2 separate regions of the Homo sapiens genome follow, and region 2 is linked to region 1. Evidence: chromatin contacts called from ENCODE Hi-C or POLR2A ChIA-PET data. All regions are on one chromosome and are shown on one strand. The core of a region is the stretch at or near the end of the contact, and the rest is flanking DNA. Distances in the headings are between cores, read along the strand shown.

Region 1 (3,467 bases), core at 617-3,116:
GCGGGGATCATTGTCAGAACTCAGATTCTAGCCCGACTCTGAAGGCCGAGCCTGTCACCACCTCATGCAATGGCTTTCCCTGCGGTCTCCCAAGGGGCTTTGCGCCAGTATGAGCTTATGTAGTTCTTCCCGCTGCCCAGTGATTAAGGCCTAGTCCTGCACCCAGTTGATAGCTAGGGCAGTGAGGCTCAGACACAGCCTGTGGCTTAAGATGAGGGTCAGAGAACCTCCTGTGAGCTCCGTGAGGACAAGGGTGTGCCGCTTCCTTCTGCCACCCGCATCCCCTTCCCTGATGGGCTGGTCACCGTGAAGGGCCCCCTCCCCACACTGCACGTGTAACTCGTGTTGTTACATATGTAAGTATGATTACACGTGTAATCACACATGTGACTCGGTTAGTGTCTGTCTCTCACCACTAGAGGTCAGTCCCGTGAGGGCGGGCACATTCATTCGAGCGACCACAGCTGTACTGCCGACATCAAGCATAGCCCCCCAGCTCATCACGGGGCCTCATGACGTATTTGTTGAATGCCTGAATGTGCCCCCAAATCCAGACTACGACCAGCCACATCGGGGGTGGCCTACAAATGTTTGTGCCAGGAAGGAAGGGAAGAAGGACTCCTCTTGTTTTATGCAACCAACACCCACCCTGGGGCACTTGCCTTAAGGGATTAATCTGAGATCATTAGCAGAGAAAGGGAAGGTCAAGTCCACTCAAGAAGGCGGTTGCCGGAGTTTTCCTGCTCCACCCTGGGGAGGGACCCCTGGCCCCGCAGACCTGGTCCCTGGTGGTCCCGGCCCCAGCCTTGACCTGAGGGCCACTCAGCGGCCCTGCTCATCAAACCGCTCTGATGGAGCCTGCCTGCCCTTTGAGCCCCTCCTCAGTCAGCCTCCCAGTGGGGGCCTGGCCCCACCCTCTGCTCACCCCAGAACCAGAGCCCTGGTTTGACTCCGCCCCTGCTGTGGGGCTCACGAGCATGCCTTGAACACAGGCTGCCTGTGCCCCCTGGAGCGCCCCGCCCCAGCTCGTTCTCTGCCCTCAAGCGAGGAGTAGGTGGGCGCAGTGAGCGGTGGGGTGGACGCGTGCTCTCCTACCAGACCCTGCTTGTAACCTGGAGTGGGTCAGTTGGCTTCTCTTTGCTTCTGTCTGTCCGTCTGTAAACCAGGGCAATATCTGCTTTCTAGGGTTTTTGTGAAATTTGACAAAGCAATGCAGGACTCGTTTCTATTTCCCAAGGAGGTAGACGTGGTGTCCAGAGGACGACAAAGATGGCAGCTCACCATGCACGTGGACCAGAGCCCACTCCATGGCTGGGCGAGCTGGGCAGTGGGTGACTGGCAGGAAATGGTCAGCTTGGAGGAACGGTGCCCTCGAGGTGGTCAGTAACGGGAGGGCTGAAGAGAACAGCGGCCAGTTACTAAGAGCACACGGTGGGCCGGCCGCCGCGCTGCATGCATTACATTTCATCTTCAGGACCGCCACGTGAGGGAGGTGGCGTCATTGTTCCCTCACAGCTGAGATAGCTGAGGCTGCAAAACAAGGAAAACCCACCCTTTTCATGCAGCCAGTAGGTGACAGAGCTGGGAGCCTGGATCGGGTCTGGTTCTGGAGCCCGGGCCCTTCCTTCGGTCTGGGTGTGTCTGTGCCCATGCCACTGTCCATCCCTGGCCATCCAGGCCCGTGAAACACAAGGTCCCTCCCCCTAGGCCAGGGCGTGGCGGGGTAGGGTGGGGCTGGTCCAGTGGACAGAGCTCTTGCATCGTTTCCTTGACGGGGTGCTTTGGGGACTGCTGCTTCCCATATTGCCAACTGCCTTATGTCCTTTACAGTCCTGCGGTCAGCATGGCCCCGAGCCAGCTCACCAGGGTAATAAACTGCCACAAGCCCCTTCTCTGTAACAGCTGACGCTGGCCTTGTTGCACAGATGGAGCTCAGAGTGAGCTCAAAACCAATTCCCCAGACAGTGTCTGAACACGTCTTTGTTCTTCTCTGGGCAGATCTGCTTGGCCAGACACATTCTGCTTTGGCTGAACGGCCTGGAGAGGGCTCCAATTCCTGCTGGGGAGAGCTGAGGGAGCAGGTTTGAGTTCAGATGTGGAAGAATCCAAGTGCCGTCTCAGGGTCACCCTGGGCAAGGACAGGGTGATGCTGGGCGACATGAATGTTTTCGCCTTGGGATCTGGGCTGCCTGGGATCACAGCCCTCATTCCGGAACGCCACTGACATTACGAGCGTGCCTTGCACACTGGCTGCCTGCAGCTGTCTATTAATTCAGACCATCCTGCTAGGACTTTCTGAGAGTGTTAGTTTCTGTTCCTTTGCCTTCAGGGTTCTGCTACTAACACCATGTCTATATCTTAGGGAGGGAAGGATTAAAAAGTCGAAATGTTGAAAAGCCCTGCAGGATGGGGAAGGTGGCTAAGGAAAGCTGTTGATAGCAGGGTTGGGGGCCTTGGCTGTGCCGATTCAGAAGGTGGTGGTTTCCCAGGGGACAATGGGAACTTCCACGGAATGAGGTCTGTAGACTCCTGGTTAGAGGGTTTGGGGGGCAGGGGTCTTCCCATTGCAGCAAGCTTCTTTCCATTGTTTCAAGGGTTTGGTAAGTAAGGCCAATCAGACCAAAGAGATGTGATTTCTGGACCATACCTGAGATTTGCACACAGGAAAGTGCAGTCCCTGCCCTTGTGTGTCTTGTCTGCTGGGAGACACAGGTATGCGAGGGCGGAGGGTGGACTGTTTCTTCAAGATGCCCTCTCCCCAGTTCTGGCTGGTCAGCCTGGGAGTATGTCAGGGCAGGGGTGGCGTGGCATGCAGGAGCTGCCCCATGGACATTGCCTTAATGAACGAAACTGTTAGTTGTTTTTTTTTTTTTTTTGAGACGGTGTCTTGCTCTGTCGCCCAGGCTGGAGGCTGGAGTGCAGTGGTGCGATCTCTGCTTGCTGCAAGTTCTGCCTCCCGGGTTCACGCCACTCTCTTGCCTCAGCCTCCCGAGTAGCTGGGACTACAGGCGCCCACCACCACGCCTGGCTAATTTTTTGTATTTTTAGTAGAGATGGGGTTTCACCGTGTTAGCCAGGATGGTCTCGATCTCCTGACTTAGTGATCTGCCCGCTTTGGCCTCCCAAAGTGCTGGGATTACAGGCGTGAGCCACCGCTCCCGGCCGAAACTGTTTAATATTGAGTGCCAACTTGATTGGATTGGAGGATGCAAAGTATCGTTCCTGGGTGTGTCTGTGAGGCTGTCGCCAAAGGAAATTAACATTTGAGTCAGTGAACTGGGAGACAGAGACCCACGCTTAACCTGGGTGGGCACCATCTAATCACCTGCCAGCGAGGCTAGGATAAAAGCGGGCAGAGGAATGTGGAAGGGCTAGACTGGACGAGTCTTCTGGCCTTCATCTTTTTCTCATGCTGGCTGTTTTTTACCCTCAAACATTGGACTCCAAGTTCTTCAGCTTTTGGACTC
Region 2 (3,467 bases), core at 431-2,930, 290 kb after region 1:
GCTTCAGAGCAGGAATGAAAAGGAAGTCAAGTGCACTTGGAAGAGGGCCAAGTGGACATTTTGGAGGTCAAGTGCGGCATGTGGCCTTTGACTTAGGGTTTTACACATCGGCATACTTCTCCGTCCTGTGTCCCTTTTCTTTGATCCTTCCCTTAGGGTGACCGGCCCACATGAGCCATGGCCTGCTAGCGCTTGAGAGGTGAGCATGCGCAGTGTGTTGACTGGAGTCGCAAGCATCCTCTCCTGAGGCCTTCTTCCCTTTTCTGCTGAAATGCCCCCGGAAGGTCATCCTCTGCCATTTTGCCTCATAATGCACATGCTGGAGCCCAAGCCCAATTCCTGAGATCTTATTAAGAAGCTGTCGGCCGGGCATGGTGGCTCATGCCTGTAATCCCAGCACTTTGGGAGGCCGAGGCGGGCGGATCAAGAGGTCAGGAGTTCAAGACCAGCCTGATCAACATGATGAAACCCCGTCTCTACGAAAAATACAAAAATTAGCTGGGTGTGGTGGTGTGCCCCTGTAAATCCCAGCTACTCAGGAGGCTGAGGCAGGAGAATCACTTGAACCCAGGAGGCGGAGGTAGTGGTGAGCCAAGATCATGCCGAGCCAAGATCGCGCCACTGCACTACAGCCTGGGCGACAGAGCGAGACTCCATCTCGGGAAAAAAAAAAAAAAAAAAAAAGAAGAAGAATCTGTTGATCACCAATTTCAGGTGTTTTCTATCTACAGGGAAATTGCCTTTCCCTGGTGCTGGCTGTCACAGTGTGACAACTGCCTGACCATCACCTGGTGGCCACCTGACTTTCCTGTTGGGGTGTGGGTTCGGGGAGCCCTCTTCTGTCCCGCTCATGCCTAACTAGCTACCTTCTGTAACAACCTTAACTAATTCATTTGCCGCAACCTTATTTCCAAATAAGGTCACATTCTGAAGTACTGGGGCTCAGGATTTCAACATATGAAGGGGAGTGGGCACAATTCAACCCGTAACAGCAGGTATAGAGTTTTTTGTGTGTGAGCTGTGTCATGTGCAAGCACTTGAACTTCAGGAATTTTCGCTTTTCCATTTTAGAGATAAGCCACATTTTTTGCTGTGAGATCAACACACTCCTTTCTAAGTTTTTGTCAAAATCATAACTTATGAAAAGCAACTCTGGGGATGTTGACAAAACTGGAAAAACAGATGTCTTGAGCCAACTGGGATCAATATGAGCCGAGCAGAAGCTTGAGAAACTCAGGTGAACAAAAACATAAATAATTGGTCTTGGTTGTTCATTCACCAGTTATCAATTTCACTACTTTGAGCTGATGATTTTGGCAGACTTAATGCCCTGAGATTTCACAAGTAAATGTTCATAGAAACTATTTACAATAACTGTATACCTGCTCACAACAGACTACAGGATTTAGAGTCCCTTTCTTTTCCCTCCTCTCTCCCTCCCTCTCTCTACTTCCTTTTTAGGCATAACTGTTAGTACAGGGCTTTACTTGTTAATTGTTCTTTTGTGATTCTGTTTGTGGCAATTAAATGCAGTGGAGGTTTGGTAATTAGCTGCTGTAATTAGAAACACCTTCGGGTTAGGAAGGTGTTTCCTTTTCATCACTTTAGGAGCTCTAGCACTCCCTTCAAAACGCCTGCACTTGGCTGTGGGGGAGGGGGGAGTGAGCAGCTGCACATCATTCACGCTGGAGGCGGCTTTCTGCTAACAACAACACCTTGCACCCTGCCTTCAGAATTCTCCCTTGCAGCTGCAAGCAGAACTGAAAAGTGTGCAGGGCTGCTCTTGCAGTTAATAATTCCCAGATCTCCTGCAGGCCCCTCGGCGCACACGTCTAGGCTGGAATCTGGACAGCGTTATCCTGGACAATTCAATCCCTGCCAGAAAGGTATCGCCTCCCCAAAGATTGTCTGTCTGCCTTTCTTCCTATTTTGGGCTAAAGGGACTTTCAGGAATTACATATGTACATATTTCATGTTCCACAATGGGAACGCTTGTATCTCACGTCAAAACAAAAGTTAAAGAAAAATGAAAAACCTCATGAATTGTCCTTTTAAAAATTCTCTGTTTCCTGAAAAACAAACAAAACACCAAAACAAAAAACTCAGACGAAATAAAACCCTGGTGAAAACCTCCAACTGGGAGTACTTGCTGCCTGATCTCCTGGCTGAGGGAAAGGGAAGTAGTGTTTCTAATCCATTATTACCAGACGCTGAGCTTCTGGGAAGAAAGAAATGCATCTTAAATTGTTATTTTCCTCTTCTTCTTTTCCCAGTCTTGACTCCTTTTTCTTTTGCATTGTTTGGCAGCTTCAGATTTCATACCAAGGGAGCTTGCTCAAGGGACTAAGAGGAGTTTGAGGGTGCTCTTTCTGGGTTTAGATCTGTAGGTACCTGCTGGCCTCTGACACCCTTAAAACCAGTGAGAGAAAAGAGATGGGGGCCCAGTACCCGGGCCCTGCTGGGAGCTCTCCTCAGACCGGTGTGCACCCAGAAGTCCAGATTCACTGGGTGGGGGTGGGAAGGGGCTTCTCAAGTTCCCCCAGAAGTACCCTGAACACCCCAAACAAGTAAATGCCTCACCCTCACGTCACCTCTCCTCCCCTCCCCCCGAGATCTGAGGAGGGGGACAGTCTTTTAAGTGGTTCCGCTCAGGTATGATATTTAGAATCTTTTTTAACTTTTAGAATCTTTTTTAACTTTTAGAAAGTCATGGGCCGGGCGCGGTGGCTCACGCCTGTAATCTCAGCACTTTAGGAGGCTGAGGTGGGTGGATCACGAGGTCAGGAGATCGAGACCATCCTGGCTAACACGGTGAAACCCCGTCTCTACTAAAAATACAAAAAATTAGCCGGGCGTGGTGGCGGGCGCCTGTAGTCCCAGCTACTCTAGAGGCTGAGGCAGGAGAATGGCGTGAACCCGGGACGCGGAGCTTGCAGTGAGCCGAGATGGCGCCCCTGCACTCCAGCCTGGGAGACAGAGACTCTTGTCTCAAAAAAAAAAAAAAAAAGAAATTCTTGTGAGTTTGGTATTCTACTCCATAATATACCAACTTTGGTGCTAGGGGAAAGATGATATTTTCTCCACCAGATCTGTGATTAAAATGGATGCTCCCGTGCGGGTGGTGCATGTCTATTACAACCCGGTGGGGGATGCTCTCGTGCGGGTGGTGCATGCCTATTACAACCTGGTGGGGGATGCTCTCGTGCGGGCGGTGCATGTCTATTACAACCTGGTGGGGGATGCTCTCGTGCGGGCGGTGCATGTCTATTACAACCTGGTGGGGGATGCTCTCGTGCGGGCGGTGCATGTCTATTACAACCTGGTGGGGGATGCTCTCGTGCGTGCGGGTGGTGCATGTCTATTACAACCTGGTGGGGGAACAGGTAGGTGCATGACTATTACAGCCTGGTGGGGGAACAGGTAGGTGCATGACTATTACAGCCTGGTGGGGGAACAGGTAGGTGTGG

What was found. Hi-C counts contacts between places; a loop is a spot of excess contacts on that map. ChIA-PET counts read pairs that join two places held with the same protein, here RNA polymerase II (POLR2A). Pooled maps may share reads with other maps.
Region 2: a loop to region 1 is called in a map of transverse colon, with 4 times the contacts of the local background. The contact joins two enhancer-like sites. A Hi-C loop is called at or near these places in 3 of 168 maps with a recorded cell type or tissue (MCF 10A, heart left ventricle and transverse colon) and 13 of 50 pooled maps. POLR2A ChIA-PET finds 5 or more read pairs at or near these places in 2 of 52 experiments (HEK293 and activated T-cell).

What each region holds. Positions count from the first base shown.
Region 1 is chr15:93,035,710-93,039,176 of GRCh38, forward strand. RGMA (repulsive guidance molecule BMP co-receptor a) reads right to left here. Exons shown (of 4, transcript NM_020211.3): 4 at 1-3,467. Among named protein-coding and RNA genes, the nearest start is that of RGMA, 52 kb to the right of the region's middle. RefSeq lists an enhancer at 482-621. Within about 2 kb of position 1,867, at least 13 of the 41 ENCODE cell types and tissues checked have a DNase peak (open chromatin) inside an H3K27ac peak, as active enhancers do.
Region 2 is chr15:93,330,196-93,333,662 of GRCh38, forward strand. All of the region lies in intron 5 of LOC105370982 (a long non-coding RNA gene), which reads left to right. Among named protein-coding and RNA genes, the nearest start is that of RGMA, 240 kb to the left of the region's middle. RefSeq lists enhancers at 1,253-1,854, 1,855-2,454. Within about 2 kb of position 1,681, at least 3 of the 41 ENCODE cell types and tissues checked have a DNase peak (open chromatin) inside an H3K27ac peak, as active enhancers do.